Linked DNA regions of Homo sapiens: all the other regions are linked to region 1. A link is a loop called in an ENCODE intact Hi-C map of the cell type or tissue named here. Cell type or tissue: GM12878. All regions are shown on one strand. Each heading gives the region's core, and the rest is flanking DNA. Links, peaks and the distances in the headings are about the cores only.

Region 1 (10,355 bases), core at 1,824-6,823:
ATCTCAGGGATAGGGAGGGATGAATTATGCAAGAAGTGTTAGCTTACTTCATTTTCTTCCCAATTCCCCTACAAATCCCACACCTTTTCATTCTGACCCCGACTACCAGACTTGTGTCACACACCAAATGCCATGAGCTTCCATTCACAAAGCTAGGAATGTGCAGCAGTGCAGCTGGCCTCTGTCCCCCACCATTTCCTCCTTCTCTGAGCCAGGCACTCACAGGCCCCTGATGCCCAGGCGGCCCATGGACCCTGACCCTCAGGCTGCCCTCCTGGGGAAGTGCCAAGCTCAGGGAGATGGGAGGAGGGGCTGAAAGACATCTGGAATGTGATGGACCGAGGAGGGGAATGGGGAGAGCCCAGGTCTTACCCCCACTCTCAAACAAGCAGAGCAGCCAGGGAACAGGCAAAAATGATAAAGCAGCTTGCAATGGGGAGAAAACCAGGCCACATTGTGTGGGGTGGGGTGGGGGATGAGAGGTGGGGAGCTACTGAGCAGACCAGAAGGAATAGCAAAGAGACGCAGGCAACCCCGCTTCCCCTCCCCGCCCTGCCAAATGCCAGAGGATGAACCCGCCAAAAATAAAATACAGCCATGATTACTGGAGCAGAGGTCAAAGCTGAAGGGGCAGTTCTCCTCTTGACCACAGAAAGCCAGCACCAACTGGGATTATCTGCCAGCCACTCATCTCCAGCAGCCTGGTCCGCAGTGCACAACTAGGCCCCAGCCACAACCAGCCCTGTGCAGGAGAGTCCAAGGGTCTAGGACCTGCCCCTTCCCCAGAGCCTGAGACCAAGGCTGGCTTGGCTTCCCAAGTTCACAGCTTTGGAGCTGCTTGCCCTGTTGGACAGTGCAGTGGGGTCCTGTGGCTCCAATTCACACAGTTTAGAAACAATTCCTTCTTCTGATCCAAATCCCAGGCCAGAGAGACCTGTGCCTAGCTAGGGTGTAACACAAACCTTCCTACTTACAATTCAAACAATATCAGTCCAAATCCTCTCTTCACTCCTTCAAGAGCAAGGGCATGAGATTATCTATCTATCTATCTATCTATCTAGTTTTGCTTTGTTTGAGAGAGTCTCACTCTGTCACTTAGTGGCACAATCTCAGCTCACTGCAGCCTTGACCTCCTGGGCTCAAGTGATCCTCCCACCTCTGCCTCCCGAGTAGCTAGGATTACAGGCCTGAGCCACCACACCCAGCTAGGGCACAGTATTTATTAAAAACTTTATTATCATCTTCCTGGTGCTTCACCTGCAACTACTTCATCGGATCTTTCTCCAATTTTTTGATGTAGGCATTCTCATACCCATTTTGTAGATAAGGAAACTGAGGCTCAGATAGGCTACACAACCACTGGGGGCAGAGCTCCCATCTTAAGCCCGTATGCATCTTGATCCAGAGTTTTCCATCGTAGCTTGTGATCTCCCATCTTGATTACTTATTTTGTGCCAGGTCCCGGGCCGGGCCTGCAAAGGTGAATAAGACAGTCCCTCCCCTTAGGGAGTTCACAGTTTAGTAAGGGAGACAGACTGCAACACAGTGGGACAGCAGCTCTGACCTCTGAATTCGGGTTGGTGGAAGTACCATGGGAGTCTTTGTGAACATCTCCATCATCACTGCCCCTTCACCCCGGCTCTATTTCCTAGCCCCTCTGGTTCCTTCTCATAGGCTGCTCCTTCTTGTCCTTCCTTAAGACAGACACTAGCTGCTGGCTTCCCTCCCATGCCTTTCTTTCCTCCTGTTAATGAGGTCTGAACCCACACACCTGGCAGGAATCTTGGCACCCTACCTGCTTGGAGAGGTTGCCTTAGTTGAGTAAACTTCCTTGGCTTCTGGGGCCCCAGGGGAGAGGCTAGACCCTGACTGCAGCCCCAGGCTGGCTCAGGTGGAAAGTGGGCACAGGGGCCCCAACGCTGAGCAGGCTGGTAGGCCCTCAAAAGGCTTTTATTGAAGCCTGTTAAAGGGCTTTGGGCTTCCTCTGATGAAAGGCGCTTAAGTGCATCTGGTTATGATTACAGGGGAGGAGAAAGCCAGGCGGTCTCTGGGGGGTTGGACCAGTCATCTGGCTCTGCCTTCCTCAGGGCAGAGCTGGCTGCTGGTGAGGCCAGGAGGCCAGGTGTGGGGGCAGGCAGGAAGCAGGACCAGTACAAAACTCTCCAACTCTCTGAGGCTCCTGACCCCAGCCTCTGACTTTGTCAGGCTGGACTACCAGAAACAGCATCGGGGCTCAGAAGTGCCAGGCTCCTTTGAGAAAATCAAGTTCAGAGTGGCTGCTGACCACCCCTGACTCACAGCTCTTCACTGATCTCCACCTCCCTCCATCTCCAAAATATCCTCCCAAGAACCCCTGACCCTCCATCTACCTTCTCCACTGCTCTTCTCCCTCGGAGGAAGTTAAAATAGGCTTTTGCCACAAGGGTTTCTGACAGTGATAAAAACTAAGGAAATGCAAACTTTCAAAAGTTAAAAAACCTCAACGTTTGCTTTCTCTTTTTCAACTAGCCAGGTATTGTTTCCCATAAAACAGACATCGTTAAGGCTGTTTCACGTCACTGTAACTGACAACCATGCCGAATTAAGGGAAGAGATTAATATGAACGTAACGTGGCTGCCCTGGAACGTCATCGGGCAGTCCCAAGCCACTCTGTGCCCGGCGCCTGTCCCTGCGCGGAACTCCACGTGTGCACAAAATGCTCTGGGGAGGGGAGGATCGGATGGGTTAAACACAGTCCGCGGTTCTAGAAACGAAAATACATTTCCTTATTCCCGCCCTGATTTAATCCTGCTGCGTGTTATTATTGTCAAGTCTCTTCGCACCACTGTTTCTAAAAAGAAAACCCGTGGGTCTGCGCGGCCCTCAGCCGCCTGCTCGGCTTTTATTGTGCACGCAGCCTGGTCTGCGTGGATCCAGCACGTCGTGACCGCCTCGCAGGCGCGCACGGACACCCTCGGATTGGCATTTCTATAAGAGCTGGGCGCATTGTCTCTGCGGCGACACACACACACCCACACAGATAATAAAGGGCCACGGACTCCTGACCAACCCTCCTCGCAACCCATAATTAGAGATGACCTTTGCGAAAGGCAATTAAAATATGGTAATGATCGATGGGCTCGCCTGTTTCCAAAAAGGAAAATACACAGGTGTTGGCTTCAGGAGGCTCCACCTGGCCGGGCCGCGAGGCCTCCTACAGCTCATGAATGAACTCTTTCTCCTGGGAAGCTTCGATTCCCCGCTACCTACGCTAGCGCTGGCTCCTCTCCTCCCTTTCCCCTCCCCCACCAGAGCTCTGGCAGCCAGGAGCTTGCTGGCGGCGGCGGGGCTTTGTCATCGGAACGCACACACAGACACGCACACGCGCGCACCCGGCCACCACGGGACCGCGGCAGCCGCGTCCTTCCTCGCTGCGCTTCCTTCCCTGCCCCCTCTTTTAAAGAGCTCCTCCAGACCCTTTCTTTTCTTCCGTCCTTTATGTGTGCGGTCCTTTTGCATCAAGGAGCTCAGGAAGCATTTTAGGGGGGCCTTCCGCGGAGCGCCGGACAGCTCCTGGGAGGCAGAACTCAGGACCCTACACGCGCGGAGAGGACGCGGGGACAGCCGGGCTTTGTTTTGTCTCTTGCCTCTGCCGGGAGGGCGGAGAAGCCTCGGCCGAGCTGGGGCCCACTGGCGAATTGGCGGCGGCAAACACCCCCCTCCTAGCCTAAGTGGAACCTGAAACTCCGGACTTGGTCCGGGTGGGGCACAAAGCTACGTGGAGGGTCTCCCAGTCCACAAGTGGCTCTCCCCACACAGACAAATGTGCAGTGTCATTATGGTGGCTCCTGTTGCTCGAGGCCTCGGGGGTGCTCCGGCGGTGCGCGCACACCTCACCTCCACAAGGCACGGAGGGCGAGAGGGGGGCCAAGGGGCTGGGGCTCCCCGGGGGGCTGCCTGGAGGAGACGCCACATCGGGCCTTCCCGCACCCCCGGCTGCCTTCCTGGACCGCGAGCACGGAGCCAGGGCGGCCTCTCGCCTTTCATTACGGGGCCTACGAAAGCAGCAGCCCAGGCAAATATGTAGCTATTAAAATTAATCGCCCCGCGTTGTCAGCTGAACATAATGCAAATTATTTATGGGCTGTCTGCGCAATATTTATCATCGTGCAGGCTCCAGGCGCTTCGTGCCTCCTGGCCTCCCCCGCCCGCCCGCCCTGGCCGGCGCAGGGCGAAGCTGCGCGCAGGCTGCAGCGGCCTGGGGGCTCTGGGAACCCGAGTGGGGTTCCAAGGGCGAGGCCGTGCGTCAGGCCGTCTTCCAGGCCGAGGGCCTCACTTTAGTTTCTGCCATTCAGTACACATTTATCGGAGGCCTATTACGTGCAAAATTAGGAGGTCCGCGAAATCGGGGTGAAAACCAATTTGGAGAAATCTAAACCAAACAGATGAGCTCGGGCTCGAGGGGCGATGCAGACAGAGGCTCCTCAGCTGCACAAGAGAATTTTCTCTGGCTCAAGTCGGTCCTTCAACCTGGGAAACCCATGTTTGCTAAAGCTGGATTCGCTCTAGGAGAAACAGGGAGCATCTGATGTGCTCAACAGATTCGAGTACAACGCTATCGACTGGAACAGGAATTCGGTGTCCTTCGAGCCTCAAAACTTGTTTGCTGATCGCAGATAACAGATTAACTGTTAATTGTCGAAATCGGCCAACCATTTAGTTTATCACTGTTGGGGGCCCCTTGGTATTCGCTGCACTTTTTATATGTAAAAACAGTCTTGGTACCTCCTAAACGGCTTTTGTGTGGCTTTTGTTTCTCTTTCAAATACGGTGTTTTAAAAAACAGCAGCAACACGCCACCCCACCCCCTCTTCAACCAAGCCTTCTGGTTTAAAAAAAAACAAAAACAAAAACCAGGAGGAGAAATAATCTATAGGACAATCCCCCCCCTACTGGTCGGAGCTGGCGTTGGGGCTTTTTACGCAGATCGAGTCGCCCAGGGCTGCGGAGGTAAACAGGCTTTCTGCACCGCTGCTAAATGAATCACGAGGGGGAAGAACCGAGACTGCTGGGCGAGGGAGGCCTCGGGATCTGGGCCGGGAGCCAGGGCGGGGACGGCGCTGCACGGGGGGCAATGAGGTGGAGACGGGACCAGGGTTAACCCTGGTCCAAGGCCCCAAGGCCAGGGAAGGGAGAGTAAGGCCGGTGGGCGGTCCAGCCGGAGGCCCCTACTCGCTATCTGCGAGGCAGGGTGAACGCGCAGCCTGGGCCTCCATCCCCAGCGCGCCTGGGCACCACCTGGGGCCGGTCACGCTGCCTGAGCCCATCTGCGAGGAAGGAGGTCACGAGGCACCCCCTCCCACAGAGTTTTAACAACTCCAGGCCTTCAAGACGCAGTAGCAGGCCTGGGTCTTCTGATGTTCATTTAAAGCAAAATGATCGCCTTTCTTCACTGTCCCCACCCCAGACGCCAACAACACCTTGCACCTAGCAGACCAAGCCTGAGTCAAGACGTCCTTCGGTCCTGGGGCTGGGGGAATGGCTACCAACGGGCATCTCTTCTGCAGACTAACAGAAGGGGATATAGCCAGGAAGCTACTATAAATTTATATTCTTCTTCCGGTTTTGTTTTGGTTTTGGTTTTTTTTTTTTTGAGACGGAGTTTCGCTCTTTTGCCCAGGCTGGAGTGAAGTGGCACGATCTCGGCTCACTGCAACCTCTGCCTACCGGGTTCAAGCAATTCTGCCTCAGCCTCCCCAGTAGCTGGGATTACAGGCGCCCGCCACCTTGCCCGGCTAATTTTTTGTATTTTTACTAGAGACGGGGTTTCGCCATGTTGGCCAGGCTGGTCTCGAACTCCTGACCTCACGTGATCCACCCATCTCGCCTCCCAAAGTGCTAGGATTACAAGCGTGAGCCACCGCGCCCAGCCTTCTTAAAATGTGATTTGACCCAATTTAAAGCCTCCCTTTCTTCCCCATTAACCTCCAGTTTTTGACAGATTTTCTTAGAACATTCCAAAGATTCTCTCATTACTTCAGAAACTTATCTCGAAATGATGTAAAAGGAGGTTCAAAATATTAGGTTGCTTTTGGGTTCCCTTTATCTCGAACATTGTTGCGTAGATTTGAGAAAGGGCTGATTTCTACTTTGTTTTCTAATCAGCAAGTCACTGGTTTTTCTACCTAAGAGAGACTGAACATTAACCACAGTGAAGCAGAAGGGTTGAGCCGCATTTACAAAGTGCCTTCACATTTTGGTCCTCAGAAACCCATCCGAGGGGGACAGAGTAGGTGTTACTGTTCTGATTTTACACATGAAGAGACTGGCCACTCGCCCCCACAAATTTCTGGAAGCTAGTCTTCCTCACTGAACTGGAGCCAGAAGCCATGTGAAGCCAGCCTGCTCCTGCCTACACCCTCCTTCCTCCAGGTCAATGTCATTTAGAATATATTGCATCCTTTTCTTGGATCTGTCTGCTAGGACCCGGGCCACCCTCCTGCTGGAGGCAACCCCGACAGCCCATATTTTAAGCAGCTCTTTTCACAGCCTGCAAACCTCACGGATTGTCTCTTACAACTGTCTGTTTACTCACTTCCCTCCACCCAGTCAATTCCGACTCCAGGCCCGGGAGGACAATTTTAAAGTGTTTCTGCAGACAGACCCTCTGGCCGCGCCGGAAGTGTTTTATGGACCTGTGAGCCGAGTTAATCCCAGGAGGCGCGGCTGGATTAGTCCCGGGTATGGGTGGGGGATTCATGTGTTTAGGTTTAATCCCCATGGGGGGGGGGCGTAAGGAGAATGGGGGTCGGGTGGCTTCAGCAATGTGTGCCCCCTCCCCATTAAACTCCGAGATTTGCGCTAGAGCGGATGGAAACCGAGGCACGCAGCCCTCGACCCCGGCCAGGCGTGGAGTAGGGGAGCAGGGGGTGCCCCGCGTGGGCGCACCCTAAGAAACCAGTGCGGACATGGCGAGCGAGACCAGAGCGCAGTTGTGTGTGGTTTTTCCCCAGGTTTTTATTCTTCCAGCCCTGTGGAAAGGAGGAGAGCCGCAACCCGGAGAGGGAGCCGGAAAGAAACACTTAATCACCGGCGTCTCGCTGCTCGTCACGCGAAGATGGCAGCGGCTCCCCTGGGTTTCAAGGTTCCGGGAAAGGCGTGTGTTCTGCCTTAAGGCGCGCGGGCTGATGCGCTCTCTCCCTCGGCTCGGCGGCCGGCTCCGGCTCACAGAGCCTCTCTCAACGCCGGCAAGTGCAGCCGGGCCGCCCAGCCCCCAGGCCAGCCTGGCCCCCTCTGGGCCTGGGGTTGGCGAGGGCAGCTGGGCGTCTGCGCTGCCCAGCCCAGCCGCGGATCCATGGGGTTTCGCGAGCTGAAAGTAAAGGCTTGAGGGAGTGGGGACACCCACACCGACCCGCGGCACGCAGGGGAGTCAAGCTGCGGCCAATGCAAGACGAGCAGGGTAGACTACTACTAGCGGTGGCCGGAGGCTCAGCCACCTTCGCGGGAGAGGGGATTTACCGCCACCCTCATCCACGCGCAGGCCCCACCGCCCGGTCCTCTCCTCTGATCCCCGGGCCATTGCGAAACACGGAGCGAACAGGTCCTCGCCAGCAGCCGTCATTTCCCGGGAAGATGGGAACCCACAAGCCTGACTGTGCTTCCTAAGGATACTAGCGTGCGCGCAGACCTTGGGGGGAAAGAGGGCAGCGCGGTCTCCCCGACCCGGACTCTTCCCTGGCGCAGCACACAACCGCCACGGGCTTCCGAAGCGCCCGAGCGGGGAGGAGGAAGGAAAAGCGGAGGCCCGGGAGGCGGGCTGCGCGCTTGGAAGCCGTGTGTGTTTATGTGTCTGCGCGCGCGCCCTGGCCGGACGGGTGTTGAGGGGAGAGTGATCGTGAGCAACCCGGAACCAGCAGTCCCAACCTGGACTGACGAACTGGGCTCTCCAGTCCTGGGCCGTGGGGCTCCATGCCTCGGGCTGGCGGGACAAGCGGCGGGGAGCCCGGAGCTTCGGAGCCGCCGCCGGGCATCTAGCCAGCTCCGCGGGAGAAGCCCGGGGGCGCGTCGGGAGCCAGGGGACTGGTGTGAACTAGCCGCCCCCGCAGGCGGACGTTTAGCTCCGGCACCCGGGAGCACTGACACTGGGCGATAAGGAGTTCCTCGGCAATCGGCTGTCCCCAGTCCCCAGTCACCTCCGGCGGACGTGACCGCCGGATGCTATGCAGCTAGGTGGGCCAGGGGGGCCTTTGCATTGCCTTCCCTGACCCCTTCCTTGCCGCGGAGGAGCCACAGTAAGATGCCTCTGTACGACTCTCCAGAACTTTCTTTTGCAAAATAAAGGCCAAATGTTGGGCCTTCTAGTCTCTTCATATTTTCCTTTGGAAGGTTGGGGTCCAGGCAGTCCTCTCGAAACAACCCCCAAACAGATCACTTTCATTACAAAACGCTAGAGAGGCAACACAGCCCTATTTCTCTCTCTGGTCAATCCAGGCCCTATCTCTCCCTCTGGTCAATCCAGGCCCTATTATCCCAAGCTGTGCGGCTTTGGGCAAACCGCTTAACAGTTCGAAACCTCGGAGTCCTCATCTGTAAAATAAGACCAATACTATTATCTACCTCGTAGGGTTGTTCTGAGGATAACATGCCTCCATACATAAGGTGCTTAGAACGCTGCCTCCAGTACAATGCTACGTGTGTTTGTTACTATGATCTGGCACTCCCTTTGGATGGGTAGGGAGTACAAAGTTCCGGGTTAAAGTTCCTGGAAGTTTACATGGAGCCAGTGGTCTTGGCAGGGTGGAAAGGGCACTATTGTATGGCCACTGAAAAGTGAAGGCCAAATGCCCTCAAACTGTCTAGGTCTCCACTAGACCGTCCCATAAAGGCTTGTGTGTGTGTGGTGGTGGATAGGAGGGAGAGTCCTTTTTAATGGTGCTCATTTAGACTGGATTAATAGCAAGTTCCGTCAGGGCTCAGGCACCATTACCCACTCTCTCCCTGCAGCCCTGGGGAAGAGCGCTGGTTTCCAGGACCTCCAGCCTACTCTTCCAGGACACCTTTTTTGATGGCTGAAGGCCACCTCTTTAAATCAGTTCTCGGAGGAGTTGGCCAAAAGCCATGTCCTCTGGGATGTACTTTGGTCTAACACTGGTGCAGGGCTGGCGTATGGCAGGCCTTGTCCCTGGGCCGCTGGCGGGCCACATTTTACTGGTGCACAGATGCAAATACCACTTCTGTAGACAGAATCGGTCAGACTTCTAATTTCAAAAGGCTTCCCATTACCTTTGAAATGGCGACTCTGGCAAAAAGGGGAGGAGTTGCGGCAAATAAGAGCCTAGGGAGGCCTCGGCCTCCCCTGCTTGGCCTCTCCAGGGTCACCCATAATTCATTAGGTGAGGCTGCCTTTTCCTTTTCAAACACAACGCAAATGGCCTTTGCCTTAAGTGGCTACCGGCGTTTGCCTAATCACTGAAATGTGCTGGCAGTGCGCTCTAGCTCTCAGTAGATCCTTATCGGAACTGTGCGTGCCAAGCTGCCAGCCCCGAGAAAGACAAAGAACACGGGCGCCTCCAGGTTTGCTTCTGAGGCCTCAGGGTCACCTCTGGGGCTTCCCCTTCACAGCCTCCGGCCCCTACAAGACGCTCCCAGCCAGCCTCCGGAACAAACCCGCAGCCCTAAATCAGAATTCCAGTTCTCGAGCGCCACCCGGAGAGTTCACATTTCCCCTCCTCCGAGGCCGCGTGGTGCGCAAGAAAGAGCCCGAGGGCGGCGGCAGCACACGTCTGGGCAGCCCCCTCCCCGTACCCAGCAGCGTGTACGCAGGAAAAGAAAAAGCCAAGAGAAAAACGTGGACTGTAAAAGCCAAAACGCAGAACCATCTACTACTAACTACCGACAACCCCAGGCGGGAGTTTGCAAGGAGTAAGCAACCCTCTAATAGAAACTACAACTAAAATAATTCCTCTCTTCGCGTTCTATTAAGGTCCTGGAAGGTGGAACGCAAAGGGGACCCTGTCTTCTTAGGACACAGACTGGCTGCGCCGATAGTGCTCAGCCCCGCACCTCCTGAGCATACATTTAATGTTAGGCAAAGAGCAAGTTTCCTATCTACCGTTTGACCACAGTTTCTCACAGTATTTCTAATTGATTCAACGTGTATTAGATTGAAACAAAAATGATCTTGGTTGGAATATACACGGGCAACCTGTATTTAGATGGGGTAAGTTCCTGCAGCTATCTGACCACATTTGTCTGGTCCCTCTGAGAATCCACGTTTTCTAGCCCGAGAAGGGGCAGGCGGCCCTCATGGCGCCTCCTTCGGCGGTTTCCTGGCGAAGCGCCCATCCTCCCCAAGCACCAGGAACGGAGGCCGTCC
Region 2 (10,355 bases), core at 2,100-7,099, 310 kb before region 1:
AGATCACGCTGCTGCACTCCAGCCTGGGCAACAGAGCAGGACTCCATCTAAAAAAAAAAAAAAATCTGGTTGTTTAAAAGTGTGTGGCTGCCTCCCCTCCCTCTCTCTTGCTCTCACTCTCAACATGTGAAACATTGGCTCCCCTTCGTCTTCCACCATGATTGTAAGCTCCCTGAGGCCCTCATCGGAAGCAGATGCCAGCACCATGCTTCCTGTACAACCTGCAGAATCAAGAGCCAATGAAACCTCTTTTCTTTATAAATTCCCCAATCTCAGGTATTTCTTTATACTGACACAAAAACAGCCCAATTCACAGCCTGTCTGCATTGACTCCACTTCTATCACCAGCCGCTGGGAGAGGTGGGTCCTGTTTTACTGAACAGTGTCCCTAACATGGCCGCCCTTCCTTGTATAGGCCCCAGAACCTTCCAGGGTTAAACAAAAGCAGGTTTCCAGGATGGAAAAGCTCCAGGCAGACATGAGACGCTAAACACCCAAACTTTCCTCCTGGAATTCCCCTTCCTCTTGCAGTTTGTACCTTGATACCAAAGGTCACCCCTAGGAGAAAACACCCTTCATGACTAGTCCTTCAAAGGACAGAGTCCTTTTCTTTGTTTCACCTTAGCAGAGTCGAGACAGGCAGATAAAAATGTCTTGCTTTGTTAAAGAATGAAGGAGGAGCAGAAACATAAGGGGCATAAAATCATGTTCATGAGTGAGGCACGTCTGGACACACAGGGGCAACTTTGATTCCAGACCTGCCTCCCGGAGTCAGATAAGGGAGCTGAAGTGCCAGCCAGTGGCCTCAGCTTTCTTAAGTCCTCCTACTCCAGCTTTGGACAAGCCAATGCCATCTTCCTCCAAGAGGCAGGCACCATCTCTTTTCCAGGGCCTGCGGGGAGCAGTTCCCCTCTCCTTCTGCCTCAAGGATGGCACCTCCCAGCTTCCCTAATCTCTCCCCCTTAGTGTGGGGGTGCAGCTAGTCTGTGGATGATTTGCAGGACAGTGGTGGTTGACAGCCAGCAAATAATAGAGCTCCCTGGGTCTGTGTTATCTAATCCACCTACCCCTGGAGCTTCCCTTAGCAACTCACTCCGGAAGCACCCCTCCCCCCACACCATCTGGAAGTGGTTTCAGAAAAACCTACTCATTATTGTTAAAAAGCAACATGTAGGCTTTTGCAAGATACAGTTACAACAGCAGCCCCTAGATTGTAAGTTCCCGGAAGGTAGGGATCTTTCCCTTGTTTGCTACTGTGTAACCATCACCTGGCACATAGTAGGAACTTGATAAATGACTTTCAAATAAATGCAGAATTAATAAACTCACAATCAAGGTCTTCCAATTATTTCTGCATAACAAATTACTCCAAAATTTAGCAGCTTAACAACGGTTTTATTATGCTCGAAGTTTCCATAAGTCAGGAATTTGGACGGGCCAAAGCATTGTGGATCTCTCTGCTCCACAATGTCTGGGGTCTCAGTTGAGAAGACTTGAAAAGAGCTGGGGGCTGGAATCATCCAGAAGCTTCTTCATTCACACATCTGGTACTTAGGCTGAAATGACTTGGAGACTGGGCTCAGTTGGGACTATGGATCTCTGCACCTATGTGTTGTCCCTTCATATTAATTGGGCCTCCTCTCAGCATGGCCGGCTGAGGGTAGTCAGAGTTCTTACATGACAGCTATTCAGGGCTTCAGGGCAGAAGCTGTGTGGCCTTTTATGACCTAGCCCTTTCATTCTCTTAGTTGAAGCTGTCACCAGCGTATCCAGATTCAAGGAGAGAAGGACCCCGCTTCTCATTGGAAGGAGTGTCAGGAAACTTTGGGGTCATGTTTTTGAACCACCCCAAAGGGTGAAAGATTAGAAAGCTCTAATGATGTTACATTCATTCCTTCAACAGAATTTACGTTGAGCATCTACCACATGTTAAGCTCTGGGTTGAGTGATGTGCAGGGATTTAGTGGTGAACAAAATAGACATTGTCTCTGCCCTCATTAAACAAATAGATACACAAACAAATGCATAATTACATATCATGATGAGTGCTATTAAGCTGGGGGTGGGGAGTGCCCTGAGAAAGAACAGGGAGACTTAATTTAGATTGCAAATGTCTTGCATACAAGGTTTTGTGTGCAAGCAGTTTCTTTGGGAGGTGATTCCAGGAAGCATCAGTAGGGCAATGAGGACATGGAGAGAGAGCCAGGGGGGCAGTCAGAGGCCGTATTGATAAGTAGGCTCCCACCCATTTGTCCGCATTTGTTGGGGCAAATGGGGCTGGGTCCTGCAGGATACCCCTGGTTGACAGTGTGGAACACACCTCAGATCATCCCTCCTGAAGGATGAGGAGGCTGGAGCATTTACTTACGGAATCCTAACAGTCAGAGTTGAGGGTGTTAGGGAGGGCTGCCCACTCACGCAGCCAAAGAGAGCCTCAGGCAAAGGACACCAAGTGCTGGCAGAAGCAGCCAAGAGAATGGGGAAGGAGCCTGCCCAGGGGTCAGGGAAGCCCTCCATGAACAAGTGATCTTCTTAAAGAAGGAGTTCAAGGGTCAAGAAGTTAGGATTTCTAGATGGTTCATAGATTTTTCTGTGTTATATGTGGATTTTCACCAAATGCAACCCTAATGCCAGCACTTAGCACAGTGCCTTAGATAGTAATATGGTTTTGGTTTTCTTCCTGTGTAATGATTGTCCCCACTGACCACCCTGCCCCCACCTGCCCCTCTCCTTTGTGACTAATGGAAAACATTGGCAAAATTGCCCACAGGCAGGGAGGCAGGTAGGCAAGGTGGGGAGAGAGTTTTCCCTTTGTGTGAGTTAACTGCCCGGAGTTGCGGGCGTCACACCCCACCACTCTGACCTCAGCTGAGCTTAGTGAGGCAGAGAGGCTAGCCTAGCTTAAGCTGTCACTAAACAATTCTTGGGGGAGATCTTTCATGCCTAGTCAGTTCCTCAGGAGGGGAGTCTGTGTAGAGAAATCCAGTGAGCAGTACCCTTGTTGAGGGATGGTCACATTAGCCAGACACATGGCTCTCTGGTCCCGGCAACCTGAGAGAGATTCCCAGAGACCCCTCGCAGTTCCTCAGCACAAGCTTTGCAACAAGCTTTGCAACACCAGACTCCACGGAACAGCAGGTCTGCGGTGAACTGGAAGAGACGCTACGAAAACACTAATCAGCCACCGCAACTGGGGGGAAAAAAATCAGTGAGCAACTGGAAAAAAAGCATTTTTACAAAGACAGTATAATACTCTTTCATTTTCAAATAGCTAAATAGAATTTCTGTATAATTTTCAAACAGTGTTTGTCTTAATGACTCTTTGAAAGCCTCCTTTTTCCAATTTGACTGCTACTGAATACCAAGTAGATGCCATGCCCTGGGTGAAGCATTTTTTGTAAGGTAAAAATCATAATAATGACTGCCTGTGTAGTGACTTTCAGCGCTTGACACAGTGCGTAGCTAAAGCAGGAACATGGTCCCTAGCCACTTGTCGACATATCTCTTTTTTGTGCACTCTCCTGCCTTTGGATTCTCAGCTGCTCTCCCACCCATCCCCAGGGCTGGCCTAAGTCACCGTCACCCTGAGGACAGCAAAACAGTATGTGGGGGAGGGGCGGGAGAGGGAGAGGAGGGGGAAGAGAGAAAAAGGGAAGGGGAGAAAGGAGAGGAGACAGAAAAGGGCAGGGGAGAGGGGGGAAGAAAAAAGGGAGAGAATGGAGAAGGGGAACAAAATGGAAAGGGGGGAAGAGGAGGGTGGGGAAGGAGAGGAGAAGGGGAGAGGGATGGAAAAGCAGGCAGAGGAGAAGGGAAAAGAGGAAAGGAGAGAAGGGGGAAAGAGAGAAGAGGAAGGGAGGGGAGGGGAGAGAATTCTTCTGGGATGGAAAAGGCAGGAAGTGAAATTCCTAACCCAGTGATAAATAGAATCCCAGCTGCACCAAGAACAGAGCAGTGGTAAAATCATTCAAACTCTGAATTCCTGACAGTGGAAAATAAACTCATCTTTGCTGGTGAATGGAAATTTAGGGAAGGCAACCGGGTGTGCTCTGGATTCCACAGCCCCATCCCTGGTAGAGGGCACAGAAGCATTGGAGGGTTGAGAAAGGGCAACTGGCAGCCTTTGGGCCAAGTTGCTTTAAGTCCAGAGAGGCTGAGAAAAGCAGCTCAATGCTGCAGAAGAGAAGGTGGAAGTTGGAAGTAAGAAAATGAAAGAGCCAGGTGGCCCATGGTGGAGAGGTGCCCAGAGCTGGCGACAGAACCCAAGGAACCCTGGTTCCTGGGGTGACCTTGAGAAAAGACCCGGCCAGTCTTAGACAAGGTGATGAAAGGAAGGAAGAAGGCTACTGAGCTGAAGAGAACAAAAATATTTCCCCAACCCCATCCCGCTGGACAGTGAAGCATCTTCAGGGCCCCTAGCCTGGGTGCCGGACAAAAGACTTGGAGGTACTGGAATATTGGGTCTGTGCCCCAGCCCTATCCGTGCCCAGTGTTGGGCACCCCCAGAGGCTAAGCTTGGCCAAAAGCTCCTCAGGCTTCCTCATCCCACTTGTTCATGGGATGGTTCCACCCATATGAAGAGTAAGGCCTGGGTGGTGCCTCTCCTCCTGACTCCAGCCTCCTTCCCCGGCCCCAGTCCCATCCATACAGGGGTGCTGGCCTGGCCCCCTCTGGTGGGAGGACAGATAAGCAAAGGGGTGGTGGGGACACTCTAGATGCTTCACCCACATCCCCTCGGGCTCCTTCCCCCACCCCATATAGCTTCCCCTCTCCTAATTCCCACAGCCTGTGCCTGGGACTCTTTGCAGGCCCGCCCGGGGCACATCCCCCTCAGAGCCAGAAGTACCCAGGAGTTTCAATCCCCACACTCACGGTAGCTCCTAGCTGGTGCAAGGGAGCATGCAGGTACAGTGCTCTTGCCTGGAGTCAGGACAGGCTCTGAGTTGACACTTGCCCTCCAGAGCTCCTCCTTTGGGAGGTCATGAGGTCATGAGGATGGAGCCCTCATGAAGGGGGTCAGTGCCCTTATAAAAAGCGACCCCAGAGAGCTCTCTCTCCCTGTCTCTGCCATGTGAGGGCACAAGGAAAAGTTGGCAATCTACAGCCCAGAAGAGGGCCCTCCCCCAAACCCGACCGTGCTGGTACCCTGATCTCGGCCTCTCAGCCTCCAGAACCATGAGAAGTACGTGTCTGTGGTTTATCAGCCCCCCCGCGTGTGGTACCGTGTTACAGCAGCCTGGATGGACTAAGACCCTTCTGCAGAGGGACTTTGTCTGAAACTGGCTTCCTCCCCTTCTTGGTCCTGCCCTTCCATACCCTTCCGTGTTTCTTGGGAGCACTTCCTTAATAAATTGCTTCCACACGAATCCGCGTCTCAGAAGCTGCTTCTGAGAAAACCGAAGTGATGGGGCCCCTGGGCTGCACAGTAATAACAGTTGTTACAGACGGCACCTCCTCCAACCCTCAGAACCAGACGGCCACAATGGTATTGACTGCATTGCACAGAGGAGGAAACGGAAACCCAGAGAGCAGAAGGGACTTGCCCAGGATGGTGGAGTTGGTGAGCAGAGCAGCCTACATTAAACCCAGCTCCAAAGCCAGCCCTGGGTCTTTGATGCCCCACAGAAAATACATGGGAGGAGCCCTGCAGCTCCTGAAAGGAGCTAACATCTCCCAAGCCCCACTTCCAGGGGCAATCTGGGGCCAGCCAGGTACTTAGATGGACAGATGACCAAGGAGAGACCACTCAAGCCCTCAGTTTGAGAATGCATTCCTCTGCGTTCACAGGCTTACCTGGAGCCAGTTCCCCAAAGCCCCACTGGACTTTTTAAGCCCCCAGAGGCCTTCAGACAGGAACCCACTGAGTCTTCAAACCCCCAATCTCCATGGGGTTAAAACAATCCCCAAAAGGCAGGACTTACTAGGAGTCGTTCAGAAACTGGCAAAAGCACCCTCTGAATAAATGTTCAGGGTTCCATCCGGAGACGCCCACGGTGACTGATGAGTCATCAGATAGCCAGCTGTCGCCACAGAGTGCTATATATAGAAGCTGGAGGGGTGCCTGGTACCTAAAGAAAGGGGAGGAGCACACACCTAGTAGGTGGGGTCTCAGCTGGGAGGCAGGCCTAGAGCACCTGGAAACTGCACCCTCAGCTCCCTCTGCCCCCCCAGCAAAACAGAATCTGGGTCAGCAATTCCCCGGCACAGAATGCCGCGTGAACTGGAAGCAAGCAGCAACAGGGCCGGACGTGGGCCATGCCAGTGCATTCATGATGATTACTGCTAATGATGGTAATGGGAGAATAATGGCTCAGTGAACTTCCCGCACATCACCTCGTCGTCTTCCCATCAGACATACACACTGAGGACGCGCTTGTATTGCTGCCATTTAGACAGCCGAAACAGAACTTCCAGACCTCAGGCTTGGTAGGCTGGGCCTGTGCTGTCCAGGACAGGGGCCACTAGCCACATGTTTCTACTGAACACTTGAAATGTGGCCCGGCCAAATTGAGATCCTCTGTCAGCATAGAATGCACACCAGACTTTGAAGATTTAGTTTCAAGAAAAGAATGTCAAATACCTTGTCAATAATTTTTTCCTGGTTTCATATTGAAATGATAATATTTTAGATACATCGGGTTGATCAAAATATATGATTAAGTCAATTTCACCTGTTCCTTTTTACCTTTTTAATGTGGCTTCTCGAACATTAAAATTATTAATACATATGTGGCTCACATTTGTGGCTTGCATTATATTTCTATTGGACAGTGCCGGGTTGCAGGCTGGAGGCCAGAACCTTCAGGAAATCCTGGCTATGCCCTCTCCTGACAAATAAAGCCTGCTTCCTGGTTCAAGGCTGAGAGAGGCCAGGGCTGCTCTCCAGACAATGCCAGTGGCCAGCTGCAGCTCCATGTACCGATCACAGAAGGTCCAGGTGACGCACAAAAGCCCCTGAGGGTCTGTGAACCCCAAACTTGTCCCTTATATCTTCTGAAAATGCACAGCTTTCCGGGGGAAAGATGATGAATTCTCCCTGGCCCTGTCTTCTGCCTTCCCCACTTAACCCCCAAGAGAGCTCCATGCTGTGTGATTGCATAATGAGGCCATGGAATAAGGCCACTTCACAAATGAAGCAGCTCTTTCCCTCACATATGCAAACAGCAGAGAGAGGCAAAGGAAAGTAGGGAGATGAGAAACAGAATGAGAAATGCAGACGAGACAGGCAATTCACACCAAGAGAGAGAAACTGTATCCCAGAGACAGACACACAATGTCACACACACTCTGCTCACTGACACCTGGGGGGAGGGGGAGAAGGGTGTGTGTGTGCACGTGTGTGGCGTGTTCATGTGCATGCATGCATGTGTGTGGAGCTAGAGAGCACTAGAGGCCGGGCACGGTGGCTCATGCCTGTAATCCCAGCACTTTGGGAGGCCGAGGTGGGCGGATCACCTGAGGTCAGGAGTTTGAGACCAGCCTGCCCAGCATGGTGAAACCCTGTCTCTACTAAAAATATGAAAATTAGCCAGGTATAGTGGCGTGTGCCTGTAATCCCAGCTACTCGGGAGGCTAAGGCAGGAGAATCGCTTGAACCCGTGAGGCAGAGGTTGCGGTGAACCGAGGTCACGCCACTGCACTCCAGCCTGGGCGACACAGTGAGACTCTTTCTCAAAAAAAAAAAAAAAAAAAACAAAAAAACAAGAGAGCACTAGAGAAAGGTTCTAGAACGAGGCAAATCGAACAGAACAGGGAAGAGATGAGCACAGGAGGCGAAAAGAAATGGAGGTTCGGGGAGTTGACAGCCTCCATTTTGTAGCAAGGCCTGCCCTTTCTTTCTATGTCAGTTTAAATTATTTACATCAGGACAATGGAAAGAATATAGATAGCAAAATAAAAAATGCGTCGGGGCCAGGCAGGCCCAGGATTCATGTGTGGTGGAAACAGAGTCCAGGGAGGAGGAAGGGCTGCCCGCCCTGCACCCAGGAGTGGGCTGGGCTTTGGGTGGCTGCAGTCAGGGCTGCTTTTCCAGTCACTCAGTACCTACATCAAGTCCAGAGTGTTGACAGAGCTGGAGCCAAACTGCACACCCCCAGGGGCAGACCTGGGACATTTAGGGAGCTGTGTGAGTCAGACAAGGCCTGGGGACACCCACAGACCACAACCCCTCTGGGGCCAGGCTGAGGGCTGCCTGGTGTTCGCCTGCTCCCAGAGAGGCTGACACTTTGTGCCAGCCTCCTGCCTATCCTGAGCTGACCCTTCACTGGCAAGTCCAGGGTCCCGTGGGTGACCATCAGTTAATCAAATCAAAGCAGCCTTCTGTGCTGCCAGGACAGGATGGGGAGAGGTTCTCCCTCCCCTTCCTAGGTAATTAGGAAGTGACTTCTGGAGGCCTGGGCCCACCTTGGTCACCTCACCTAAAGGAAGATTCTGTCACAGGGATGCAGGACGAATGTATCAGTCTCCTCAGGCTGCTGCAACAGAAGACCACAAGCTGAGTGGCTTAAACAACGGATATTTATGTTCTCACAGTTCTGATGGCTGGAAGTCCAAGATCAAGGTTTGGTTTCCCCTGAGGCCTCTCTCCTTGGCTTGCACACGGCCACCTTATTGCTGTGTCTTCACACGGTCTTTCCTCTATGCGTATACCCTGCCAGTGTCTCTCGTGGGTCCACATTTTCTTCTAGGGACACCAGTTGTATTGGATTAAGCCCACCCTAATGGCCTCATTTTAACTTAATCACCTCTTTAAAGGCCCTAACTCTAAATATAGCCACATTCTGAGGTCCTGGGAGTTAGGGCTTCCATAGATGAATGGGGTGTGGGGCACAGTTCAACCCATAGCAATGAAGTACCAAGAAAGACAAGGCCAGGTTCACACCAGGATGGGGAGAACAGTTCAGGGCCATGACCCTCTCAACGTCTGATAATCCCACTGTCTCCCTGCCTGTGCTTAGGGCCTCCTCCCAGTAAAGCTTATAGAAACCAGAGGCAACATTTCTGCAGGACAGGGGTTTGGGAGAATGTTGTTCCCATGGCTGGTAGTTGCTGTCTTGCCCAGGAGCAGGAGTTGTGTAGCCCCAAGTCCCAGTTCAATGCCTGGCCCAGCAGGGAAACTCTGATGGGGGCAGAACAGAGGCCATTAGGCAAGGCTCTGTGTCCTTACTCATTTAGAGTCTTATTGTCAATGGAAGTGACTCCAGAATAAATTTGGACTTCATTCACAGAGAGTTGAGGCCCTCGCAGATTTAAAAATAATAAAAGAAAAAGGCCGGGTGCAGTGGTTCATGCCTGTAATTCTAGCACTTTGGGAGGCAGAGGCGGGCGGATCACTTGAGGTCAGGAGTTTGAGACGACCAGCCTGGCCAACATGGTGAAACCCCGTCTCTACTAAAAATACAAAAATTAGCTGGGCATGGTGGCAGGTGCCTGTAGTCCCAGCTACTCGAGAGGCTGAGGCAGGAGAATCGCTTGAACCCAGGAGGTGGGAGCTGCAATGAGCCAAGATCACGCCACTGCACTCTAGCCTGGGCGACAGAGGGAGACTCTGTCTCAAAAAAAAAAAAAGAAAATAAAATAAAAAAGAAGGAAGGAAGGAAGGAAAGAGAGAGAGAGAAAAAGAAAGAAAGAAAGAAAGAAAGAAAGAAAGAAAGAAAGAAAGAAAGAAAGAAAGAAAGAAAGAAAGAAGCCAGGTGCAGTTGCTTACACCTGTAATCCCAGCACTTAAGGAGGCCAAGGCAGGTGGATCACTTGAGGCCAGGAGTTCAAGACCAGCCTGGCCAGCACGGCGAAACTCCATCTCTACTAAAAATACAAAAATTGGCTGGGTGTGGTGGTGGGTGCCTGTAATCCCAGCTACTAGAGAGGCTGAGGCAGGTGAATCGCTTGAACCCAGGAGGTGGAGGTTGCAGTGAGCCGGGATCACACCATTGCACTCCAACCTGGGTGACAGAGCGAGACTCTTTCTCAAAAAAAAATTAAAAAATAAAAATAAAAGTTTAAAAAATATATGACTTCAGCCCCAGGTATAGTCTGGAGGCAACTGCATGAGACAGAGAAAGAGAGAGAGAGAGAGAGACAAAGATACAGACAGACAAAAACAGAGACAGAGAGAAAAAAAAACTAGCTAAGAGCAGTCAACCCCCAGAAGAGTGAGAGATAATAATAACATGGTAGTCGTGTTTTTTGTCACTACGTTTTGGAGTGATTCATTATGCAGCAATAGATAACTGGAACACAGGCCAAAACACAATTGCGTGGGCACACGCACACACACAAGGTACACAAAAATCCTCCTTCACAGGACCTGTTTTGAGGCTCCTGGCAGCCAGCCTAGGTGCTGGTGCTCACGCCACAGA
Region 3 (10,355 bases), core at 3,344-8,343, 130 kb after region 1:
GCCAGGCGTGGTGGCACACGCCTGTAGTCTTAGCTACTCGGGAGGCTGAGGCAGGACAGTCGCTTGAACCCAGGAGGTGGAGGTTGCCGTGAGACGAGATCACGCCACTGCACTCCAGCCTGGGCAATAGAGTGAGATTCTGTCTCAAATTTAAAAAAAGAAAAGGATGCAGGGGGATGGGGGGGGTGCTGCACCTCAGACTCCCAGGGGAGGGAGGACTGAGTTGCAGAATGGGGACAAGCCCAAGGAGCAAGTCAGGTCCTCCTCATAGCCACTGTGTCATGCCCTGAGTCTGTCAGTCACTGCATAGAAAGATGGAGGGAGATCGCTACTTGCAGCAGTTCCTGTGGGGAAAGGCGCAGGTCTGAGACCATTCCTGAGGCTCTTGATTTCTGTTTCACCAGCGAAAGAGGCTTCCCATGGAGATGGGCCTGAGGTCTTCACATCTGACTTCTCTCTTCACAGGGCCCTCCTGCCTGTGGTGCTATCTGTCTGGTCAACCCACAGTAACCTCACACACAGCACTCTTCCAATTGCATTGCAAACGCAGACTTGATAGTGAACATTGATGGTTGGTTATTCCACCTCTTCTAGGAGTGGCAATGGTGGCTGTTGATGCCGGCTGCATCCCCATAGCCTGACACCTAGAAGGTGCTCCCTATAGGTTGCTTGCAGAGATGTTTCTCAAACACGAAGCCAGACTTTTTTTTTTTTTTTTTTTTTTTATGAGACAGTCTCGCTCTGTCGCCCAGGCTGCAGTACAGTGGCACGATCTCGGCTCACTGCAAGCTCCACCTCCTGGGTTCACGCCATTCTCCTGCCTCAGCCTCCCGAGTAGCTGGGACTACAGGTGCCCGCCACCATGCCTGGCTAATTTTTTGTATTTTTAGTAGAGACGGGGTTTCACCATGTTAGTCAGGATGGTCTCGATCTCCTGACCTCGTGATCCGCCTGCCTCGGCCTCCCAAAGTGCTGGGATTGCAGGCATGAGCCACCATGCCCAGCCGAAGCCAGACTTTTAAAGCTGCAGTCCTGCTTCCCGATGCTATGAGGAACACCCAGGGCTCTTGCAATAGATAGGAAAATATGAGTGGGGGGCTTTAAGCCATGGCTGGCTGCCTTGATGGTGCTGCTTGGGCTCACTTCTGGCTCACTCCATCCAGGGGGCTCCCTACTCTGATGATTTCCTCCCCAAAGACATGAAGACCAGACTTACTAATGGATGATCATCTCAGACAGGGTCACCCTTAACTTTGTTGGGATCCGGTCCAAGAGTGCACCCAGAAGCCCACATACCATATCTGTAAATATTTTATTTTATTTTTTTAGAAGGAGTTTCACTCTTGTCGCCCAGGCTGAGTGCAATGGCACGATCTTGGCTCACTGCAACGTCCGCCTCCTGGGTTCAAGTGATTCTCCTCTCTCAGCCTCCCAAGTAGCTGGGATTACAGGCACCCGCCACCACGCCTGGCTAATTTTTGTATTTTTTTAGTAGAGACGGGGTTTCACCATGTTGGCCAGGCTGGTCCTGAACTCCTGACCTCAGGTAATTCACCCGCCTCAGCCTACCAAAGTGCTGGGATTACAGGCGTGAGACACTATGCCCGGTCTATAATACGCTTTTAAAAGTTAGCAAAAAGAAATTTTTCATTGAAAATGGCAGTTGGATATACGTACATTAAAAAGCATTTACCCACAAGAAACCAGAGATCACTGAGTGTTTGCAGGGAGACACATGAAAATTCGGGACTCCCTCCCCCAAAGAATGCTGTAAATGTTTAAAGACTAAAATAAAGCTTCCAAACCATTATGTCCAATCTGTTGATGAATATAACTTCACAGTGATAGGAAAGGCTAGGTTTGAATTTAGACTGCTTGGATTCCCCCATGGTTCTGCATGGGAGCACAGCAGCGTGGGGAGAGCCGGCTCCTGGCCCGTCTGTTCCCTTTTCTTGTCCTACCTCTGAGGCTCTGTCTCCCACTGGGAGAGGCCTTGTGTGCATACATGCATCTCCCCCACTGGCCCAAATGTCTCTGCTCTGTCTGATTCCCTCCCTCTACCCCAAACACCTCCCCTCTAAACAGTCATGTCTTGGCTACCACTCCGACTTAAGGGAGGGCTGTGGTTTGAATGTGTCCCTCTCAAATTCGTATGTTGAAACTTAATCATCAATGGGATGGTGTTAAGATGTGGGGCCTTTAGGAGGTGATTAAGTCATGAGGGCAGAGCCTACATGAATGGGACTGTGACCTTATCAAAGAGGTGTGAGGGAGCTGTTTGTCCCTTCTGTTATGGGAGGCCAAAGCAAGAGGTGCCATCTGGGAAGCAGAGAGCAGCCCTCATCAGACACTGAATCTGTGGGTGCCCAGATCTTTGATTTCCCAGCCTCCAGAACTGTGAGAAAATAAAATTCCATTCTTTATCAGTTACCTTGTCTCAGGTATCTTGTGTTATAGCAGCAGAACAGGACTAAGATAGGGTGTGAACAGACAGTGACATGCCCCCTTGGGACATGGGGAGGCCTGGGAATCCCCTGATAGTGAGCTTAGGGCTTTCAGGTAGGGAATTCTGGGTCTTAGGATCCCAGAGTGTTTCCAGAAGGGGAAAACGGGCTCCAGGCGGGTGTCCCTTTCGTCCTGTAGACTACGTGCCCACCGGGGTGGCCAGAGCAGGGGCCTCTGCAGCATGGGACCCAGTTCTAAGGTTGCTCTTGTCCTAGAGAGCAGACTAGGCCTTGCTCAGTAGAAGTGCTGTGTCCTTTGAGCTATCACTCATTTCCTTTCCCTTTTTTCCTGAGCAGCTGCTAGAAACCCTTGTTTGAGCTATTCACTTGCCTGGAACCCATTCTTCCAAGGGTGATGTTTCAAATATTTTCGCCACTGTATAGGATAGGCAGTGGCCCATCAGAGCAGATGCCTACTTAGTGCCGAACCCTCTGCTGCGCCAGGCATTGATCCTTCTGTTGCTGGGTCATGGGGAGATAGAGGAGGGGCCCGAGCCACAAGGAGAGATATTGAAGGAGAGGCTTGGGGAAGGAGCCATTTATTATCAGTAAAAATATTTCAATATTTTAACAACTATTCCACTGTACCTGTGAATGTCAGCTCTGCATTCTCTGCATCCTCCTTGGGTTTTATTAGGGGCAGCACTGTGTTTAGCTAAAAGACTATACCCCCAGCTTCACTTGAAGCTTAGAGGTGGCTGACGACATATAAGGGCAAACCTTCAAAGAGGCTCCTTGAGCTGGGAGGATCCCTTTTGCCCTTTGCGGTTCTTCTTCCTAAACCTGTCTGCCTGGAATGATGATGGTTGGAGCTCTAGTAGCCATCTTGTCATCTTGGAGATGGAAGCTCCATGCTAATGAAAGCAAAACAGAAATATCCAAGGAGGCTGGGTCCCTGGTGACTACCATACCAACCCCAAACTGCCCACCTCTGGACTTCATTTTATCAGACATTAAACCTCAGATTTGGCTGGGTGTGGTGGCTCACGCCTGTATTCCCAGCACTTTGGGAGGCCGAGGCGGGTGGATTGCTTGAGGTCAGGAGTTCGAGACCAGCCTGGTCAACATGGTGAAACCCCGTGTCTACTAAAAATAATAATAATTAAAAAAATTAGCTAGGCATGGTAGCGCATGCCTGTAGTCCCAGCTACTCGAGAGGCTGAGGCAGGAGAATCGCTTGAACCTGGGAGGTGGAGGTTGCAGTGAGCCGAGACTGCGCCACTGCACTCCAGCCTGGGTGACAGAGCAAGACTCCTTCTCAAAAAAACAAAACAAAACAAAACAAAACAAAACCCCCCTCAGATTTGTGTAAGCCTCTGTAGTTAGGTCTCTGTTATTAGCACCTGAACTCAAGTGCTAATTCATTTCCATGCCAGTCCTCAATGCCCATGTCTCCTCAGGGCTGGTCCAGAGTCAGGGATGCAGATGGAAAAGGAAGCTTCATTTGGTGAGCACCTTCCATGGGCTCGATGTGTTTTGTCAGCTAATCCTGAAAACCATTCTGGCCATCAGTGTTGCTCTCCTCAGTTTGACAGGTGAGAAAACTGGTCTGAGAGGTTACATGGCTTGACAGTGGGGAGGAAGGAGCAACCTGCTCCACCACAACTGAGGTCCCCTTCGTGTCCCTGGAGGAGTGCCCTGGGTGACCCTCTGAGGCTGGGCATTGTTGGCTTGGACTGATCCTCATTGGCACCCAAGTGGACTTCTGTCTGTCCAGAAAATTAGGGGAGATGAGTGTCAGAAAAGAGCCTTTATAAATCTCCTGTCTTTCCTCATTCTTACTCATGAGAGAAAACTCCAGAAAACTTCAATGAGGATAGGGGCCAGAGGGTAGGGAGGAGCTGTGAGGCAGGCAGGCAGGCAGTCTTCTGCCCTTTGTGCTCAGAGAATCACAAATCCCTCGGCAGAGGAGGAGGAGGAAGGGACCCATCTCTGAGGCAGGGGCCTCTGAGGGGCCTGAGAAGGTGTTCAGGCTTTGAAGGCTTGGAGGCTGCGGTGTCCTCGGCCTGGAACACTTGTTCCCCGTGAAACCTGAAAGTCCACCTTCTCCCTGACCTCTAAGGGCAGCTGCAGCAGGAAGATAATTTTCTGGGGCAGATTTATTATCTCAAAGGTCACTAGTAAGCACCGGTGAGCCCAGCTCCTGGAAGACAGGTCCTCCCGCCGCTCTGCCTGACTCACTTCCATTTCTAGTACATTTTGAGGAGAGGGAGAATTTTCCAGAAGCCCGAATTCTTCCTTTAGATCTCCCTGAGTTCCACATTTCCAGCTTTCCTGTTCAGGGGCCAGGGCCTCTCTTTCCTCCCCCTCTCCATCTGCCCAGGAACTTGCAGAGGTGAAGCCCAGCCCCGACACCCCTGCAGAGCGCAGCCCTGACACCCCTGCAGAGCGCAGCCCCGAGCAGGAGAGAGGAGCAATGGATTTCTCAGCACTGGAGAAAGAGCGAGGCAGACGCAGGGCAGGAGCACAGGCTGGAGGCTCAGAGGACCTCCTCAGGGCCCTGGCTGCCTCTAACAGCCTCTCCCTGTCCCTGACTCCCCTCGGAAAATGTGACCGGCCAGGCCCTCCGGACAAGCCCCCGACGCGCCTCCCCCTTCACAGGCTCTCAGGCGGAGGAGATGGAAAGCAGACCCTCCCGAATGTTTAACTTCAGCGGAGATGATAATAACTTTCCCATGGACGCAACTGTATCCTTTCCCTGTGTTCCTTCGGGGATCCCGAAACTCCATACGGTTCTCATTTGCAGCTCGTTCCTGAGGAGGCCTCATTTCCTCGCCACACACCCCTGATGTGGTCAGGGTCTCCCTCCCACAGCCCGGGCGGGGGCGGGGCGCGGGTGGGGGAGGGAGCTTCCCTGAGCTTTTCTCTAACGCCTGCCCCCACCCCACTTTGCCAGCCCTGGCCTCCCCGATCCCTCCCTTAGCCTCTGCCCTTTCCCTACCACGGCCCCCAGCTCCAACACCTCAGGCCTTTCAGCTCCTGCTCTCCACGGCCAGGGACCGCGGTCAGGGCTGGGGCTGTTCCCTAGGCAGAAGTGTCCTTTCTAGAATTTTCTAGCACCCAGCCCGATGGGCATGTGGAATGACTCCAGGGGTCACCATTAGCATTGTATCCTATGTGAATGGCGCCTCCTGGAGTTATAAGACGAATGGTTCCCCTGCTAGGTCCTAAAAGGAGAGTCGCTTCCCAGCCCCTTTCCAGCCAGGAAAAGACCCCAGCGGCTTTTTCCCACACCTCAACCCCCTCTTGCCAGCCAGCTCTGCTCCTTAAGCTACTCCCACCGCACCCCTCTCATAACTTTGATTTGCAGGAAGCCAAGAGGAGTCCGAAGAGGAAAGAAAAAACAGGAGACTCTCACTTTGCCTAGCACTTTGGTTTGGTTGATATTAACACTTTCACATTTACTGTACCTTTCAAGCTTCAAAACACCCCTGTCGGGGGCTTTGGGGAGGAGGTTTGTTATCACATTTGACAAAAGAAATGAGCAAGCAGAGACCCAGAGAGCATTAGAGGAAGAGCCTGGGTCCATTAGGTCCTGTTTCTGCCCCTCCATTTCAGAGGTCAGGAGGCAGGAAAGGAGGAAACGGAAGGTGAAGTCTCCTGCTCCAGCATATGTCAGCTGTGTAACCGCGCATGAGTCACGTAACCGCTCCGTGCCTCGGTCTCTTCATCTGTAAAATGGGCACGATGATAGCATAGCTCTGGGTTAATAAAGGGGAAGTATTAAGAACAGTGCCAGGCATGAAGTAAATGCTATTACTGTTCTTGCTGCTGATATTATGAGATGTGAATGAAAGATCACGGAACTCTGCTTCTCTTTTCCTCTCAGTCCCCAGTCTCCAATACCCCAGTCAGAGAACTTGGATGACAAGTAAACCCCGTTGATGGTGCTGCTGTCTTCTCTGCATCTGGCTGTCACTTCAGATCTGGCCATCATGTTTGGTTTTCCAGGCCTGGTTCCAGTGCATTCGATCCCCCTCTCCCCGTTGCCAGCCGGCCAGGGTCCGCCTGGGCCTCAGGGGTCCCAGATTTGCCTTCTTGGTTGCCCAAGGTCTCAGTAACCCACAGAGAAGCTCAGGAGCGAGGCTTGCCCTCAAAGGCCGGCCCTTCAGGGCGGTTCTTTTGTCTCAGGCTGGACCCAAGATAAATAGATGTGATTAGGAGATCAAAGCCTTTTCCATGGGTTTGGCCTGAGGGGGCCCTTTGATCGGCCAGCCATCCCTTCACTGCCACCCACATCACCCCCACCACCCCTGTGTCCTCTCTGCTCAGAAACCCTTCCCTGCTCTCCAGCTGCCGCCTCTGCTCCCCAAGCTGGGCCAGGCAAGCCTTGCCTGGTGAAGGGTAGCTGGGTTTCCCCCCTCCAGGTTGTTTACTAAATCACCAGTTCGAAGCCGAAGCCAGCACGCTGCAGCAGGTCTGCGAAACCCAAATGGTTTCATTTTGAGCCTCAGTTGCAAAACCTGAAATCTTGATATGCTTGTAAATGATGGGCGGTGAATCACGCTCTCTGGGTATCTAATTAGATACAGGTCCTGCCCGGTCGCCTAGAACTTCACCCAGTAAAGAGAGGGATCATTACGAGCATTCTTTCTTTTTCCTTTGAAAAGAGTAGGCATTCCCGTGTAAGTGCTTATTGCGGAGAACCTGTGGAATTTTCCTTAATTGCTCAGAATGTACCCTCTGCCATTGATGGGCTCCTGTTCAGGCTGTGCAGGCAGGCAGCTAAGCCCGAAACTAGAAGGGATGTATGTTTATTACTGGGCACATTACAGGACAGGACACCTCCTTGCCATCAATACAGGCCATGGGGGTGTTGGCTGGCCTGTCCCTGGGGCTGTCGTCCCTCTGTCTTAACACCATAGTTCTCTGGGCCCTGCTCAGGGAGTTGACAATGTGCAGGGCAACTGTGTGTCTGCGAGGGGAGAATTTCCTTGTAAGAACACAGTTGTCTGGGAGATGGAGGACCGTTTCAGGAGAGAAACTCTAGCGGGGAGGGACACCCCTGCTCTGAGATTCCCTCGGGATGGGGGCAGACAAATGGGGAGCTCTGGCTGCTTTTATACTTTCATCTCCAGAATGACAGGCCTTGGGGAAACTGTTTTTCCTAATCCAAGAGGGATGGATAACCTAGGTTCATTCGTTGAACAAACATTTAGTGAGTGCCTATCATGTGCTAGGAGCTGGTCCAGGCACTGGGGATATATCAGTGAACAAGATGGATACAAGATTTCATCTCTCATGGAGTGGGAACAGGAAATGTAATCACTGAGTAAATTTTCTCATCTGCTAAAAAAGGAGAGATGTGCTATGGACAAAAGTAAAAGGATGGAAGGGGAAGCGGGGGATTGGGCAAGTGAGCCGGGGGTGGTGGCTGTATTGATAGGGCGGTCAGAGAGGTCTTATCAAGAAGGCGACATCAGCTGGGCGTGGTGGCTCACGCCTGTAATCCCAGCACTTTGGGAGGCTGAGGAGGGTGGATCACTTGAGGTCAGGAGTTCAAGACCAGCCTGGCCAGCATGGTGAAACCCTGTCTCTACTAAAAATACAAAAATTAGCTGGGCGTGGTGGCATGTGCCTGTAGTCCTAGCTACTCGGGAGACTGAGGCAGGAGAATTGCTTGAACCCGGGAGGTGGAGGTTGCAGTGAACAGCAATTGTGCCACTGCACTCCAGCCTGGGCAACAGAGCGAGGCTCTGTCTCAAAAAATAAAATAAAATAAAATTAAAAGAAGATGAAGGGCCAGGCGTGGTGGCTCACACCTGTAACCCCAGCACTTTGGGAGTCTGAGGTGGGCGGATCACGAGGTCAGGAGATTGAGACCATCCTGGCTAACACAGTGAACCCCTATCTCTACTAAAAATAAAAAAAATTAGCCGGGCATGGTGGCGGGCGCCTGTAGTCCCACCTACTCGGGAGGCTGAGGCAGGAGAATGGCATGAACCCGGGAGGCGGAGGTTGCGGTGAGCTAAGATCTCGCCACTGCACTCCAGCCTGGGCGACAGAGTGAGACTCTGTCTCAAAAAAAAAAAAAAAAAAAAAAAGTAGAAGAAGATGAAGAAGGTGACATTGGCGCAAAGGCTTGAAGGAGGTGAGAAATTAGACCAGGCTAATTATCTGGAGTAATAGTGGTTCAGGCAGGGGAACTGAGGGTGCAAAGGCCCTAAGGCAGGATTGTCTGGAACGCCTCAGAAATAGCAAGGAGATCTTGGCTGGGGCAGAGGGAGAAGGAAAATGGGAAATGCAGGCCCAGAGGTGAGGGCTGGGGCAGATGATCGTACCATCTTGATGGCCATTGGCAGGACTCTGGCTTTTACTTAGAGTAAAATGGGGAGCCAATGCAGGGTGTTGAGCAAAGGGGTGACATGATTCAACTTAGGTCTTAAAAAGATTACTTTTCTTTCTTTCTTTCTTTCTTTCTTTCTTTCTTTCTTTCTTTCTTTCTTTTTTCTTTCTTTCTTTCTTTCTTTCTTTCTTTCCTTCCTTCCTTCCTTCCTTCCTTCCTTCCTTCCTTCCTTCCTTCCTTTCTTTCTCTCTTTTCTTTTCTTTTTTTTTTTGAGACAGAATCTTGCTCTGTCGCCCAGGCTGGAGTGCAGTGGGGCGATCTCAGCTCACTGCAACCTCCGCCTCCTGGGTTCAAGCGATTCTCTTGTCTCAGCCTCCCGAGTAGCTGGGATTACAGGCACCGGCCACCATGCCAGGCTAATTTTTTTTTTTTTTTTTTTTTTTGGGTATTTTTAGTAGAGACAGGATTTCACCATGTTGGCCAGGCTGGTCTCGAACTCCTGACCTCAAGTGATCCTCCTGCCTTAGCCTCCCAAAGTGCTGGGATTACAGGCATGTAAAAGGACTACCTTTCTAATACACATTTTTCAAATTTCTCATGCAGAATAAAAAGGGAATAAGCATTATTAAATTTCAACACTGAGTTTCTAATATGTGCTAAGCATTGTGTGTTCCAGATGCTAGAAATATAGCAGGCTCTTCATTCAAGGAACTCACTGTGTTGTTTGTGGGGAGGATGTCGTGTTGGAGACAGGAAACAAATTCAATTACAACACTAAGTGAAGAAGCACAGAGGTGACAGGTGAAGGGAGTAAATTGCTTCCTGGGATGGGAAGAGTCAAGGAAGGCTTCCTGAAGGGATATCTGACCTGGGTTTTGAAGGCTGAATAGGAGTTTTCCAGGTGGACAAAGGGGGAAAGGTCATTTCAGCAGAGAAAACTACCTGTGGAAAGGAATGGAGACTTGAAAGAGCAGAGAACTGTAAGTAATTCAGAGAATGAGTGGACATTGTATTGTGGAATGTGCTGGAGGGGGTGGCAGAGATGAAGTTGAAGAGATAAAGGAGAGTGAGAGACAGAAAGAGTGAAAGAGAAGAAATGCCCATCTCCTTTTCCATGGCAGTTGAAGATGCAGTCTCTGCCCAGGTAATATGGTTTGGCTCTGTGTCCCCATACAAATCCCATGTCGAATTGTAATCCCCACGTGTCAGGGAAGGGGCTTGGTGAGAGGTGCATGAATCATGGGGACGGACTTCCCCCTTGCTGTTCTCATGATAGTGGGTGAGTTCTCATGAGATCTGGTTGTTTGAAAGTGTGTGGCACTTCCCCCTTTTCTCTCTCTCTCTCTCCTGCTCCTCCATGGTAAGATGTGCTTACTTCCCCTTCACCTTCTGGCATGATTGTAAGTTTCCTGGGGCCTCCCAGGCATGCTTCCTGTTAAGCCTGCAGAACTGTGAGTCAATTAAACCTCTCTTCTTCATAAGTTTAACTCAGTCTCAGGTAGTCCTTTATAGCAGTGTGAAAACGGACTAATACACTAGGCTTCACATGTCAACAACCATGTATC

Evidence for each region. A loop is a pair of places that touch in the nucleus more often than their neighbours do. Peaks named below come from ENCODE experiments on the same cell type or tissue, not always from the same donor. Only the 100,000 strongest peaks of a DNase experiment are listed, where the experiment ranks them.
Region 2: it touches region 1 in a loop (2.3-fold over the local background); 8 of 110 quality-filtered maps call a loop at or near these places.
Region 3: a loop joins it to region 1, with 3.0 times the contacts of the local background. A loop is called at or near these places in 2 of 110 quality-filtered maps.

What each region holds. Positions count from the first base shown.
Region 1 is chrX:40,164,736-40,175,090 of GRCh38, forward strand. It overlaps a transcript of BCOR not described here. Among named protein-coding and RNA genes, the nearest start is that of BCOR, 72 kb to the left of the region's middle. RefSeq lists enhancers at 4,386-5,076, 5,077-5,767, 5,350-5,549, 10,161-10,210 and silencers at 7,275-7,334, 7,355-7,434. In GM12878, for the core only: a CTCF peak has its summit at 4,939 (motif pointing left); a DNase peak (open chromatin) is centred at 4,930; H3K4me3 peaks cover 1,923 bases; H3K27ac peaks cover 1,589 bases.
Region 2 is chrX:39,849,846-39,860,200 of GRCh38, forward strand. No RefSeq gene overlaps it. Among named protein-coding and RNA genes, the nearest start is that of MIR1587, 17 kb to the left of the region's middle. RefSeq lists enhancers at 3,470-3,764, 5,513-5,632, 5,903-5,982, 8,084-8,584. In GM12878, for the core only: a CTCF peak has its summit at 5,214; DNase peaks (open chromatin) are centred at 5,476 and 6,006; H3K4me3 peaks cover 2,517 bases; H3K27ac peaks cover 2,896 bases.
Region 3 is chrX:40,293,777-40,304,131 of GRCh38, forward strand. No RefSeq gene overlaps it. Among named protein-coding and RNA genes, the nearest start is that of LINC03099, 36 kb to the left of the region's middle. RefSeq lists an enhancer at 10,026-10,205. In GM12878, for the core only: a CTCF peak has its summit at 5,646; DNase peaks (open chromatin) are centred at 6,188 and 6,927; H3K27ac peaks cover 1,124 bases.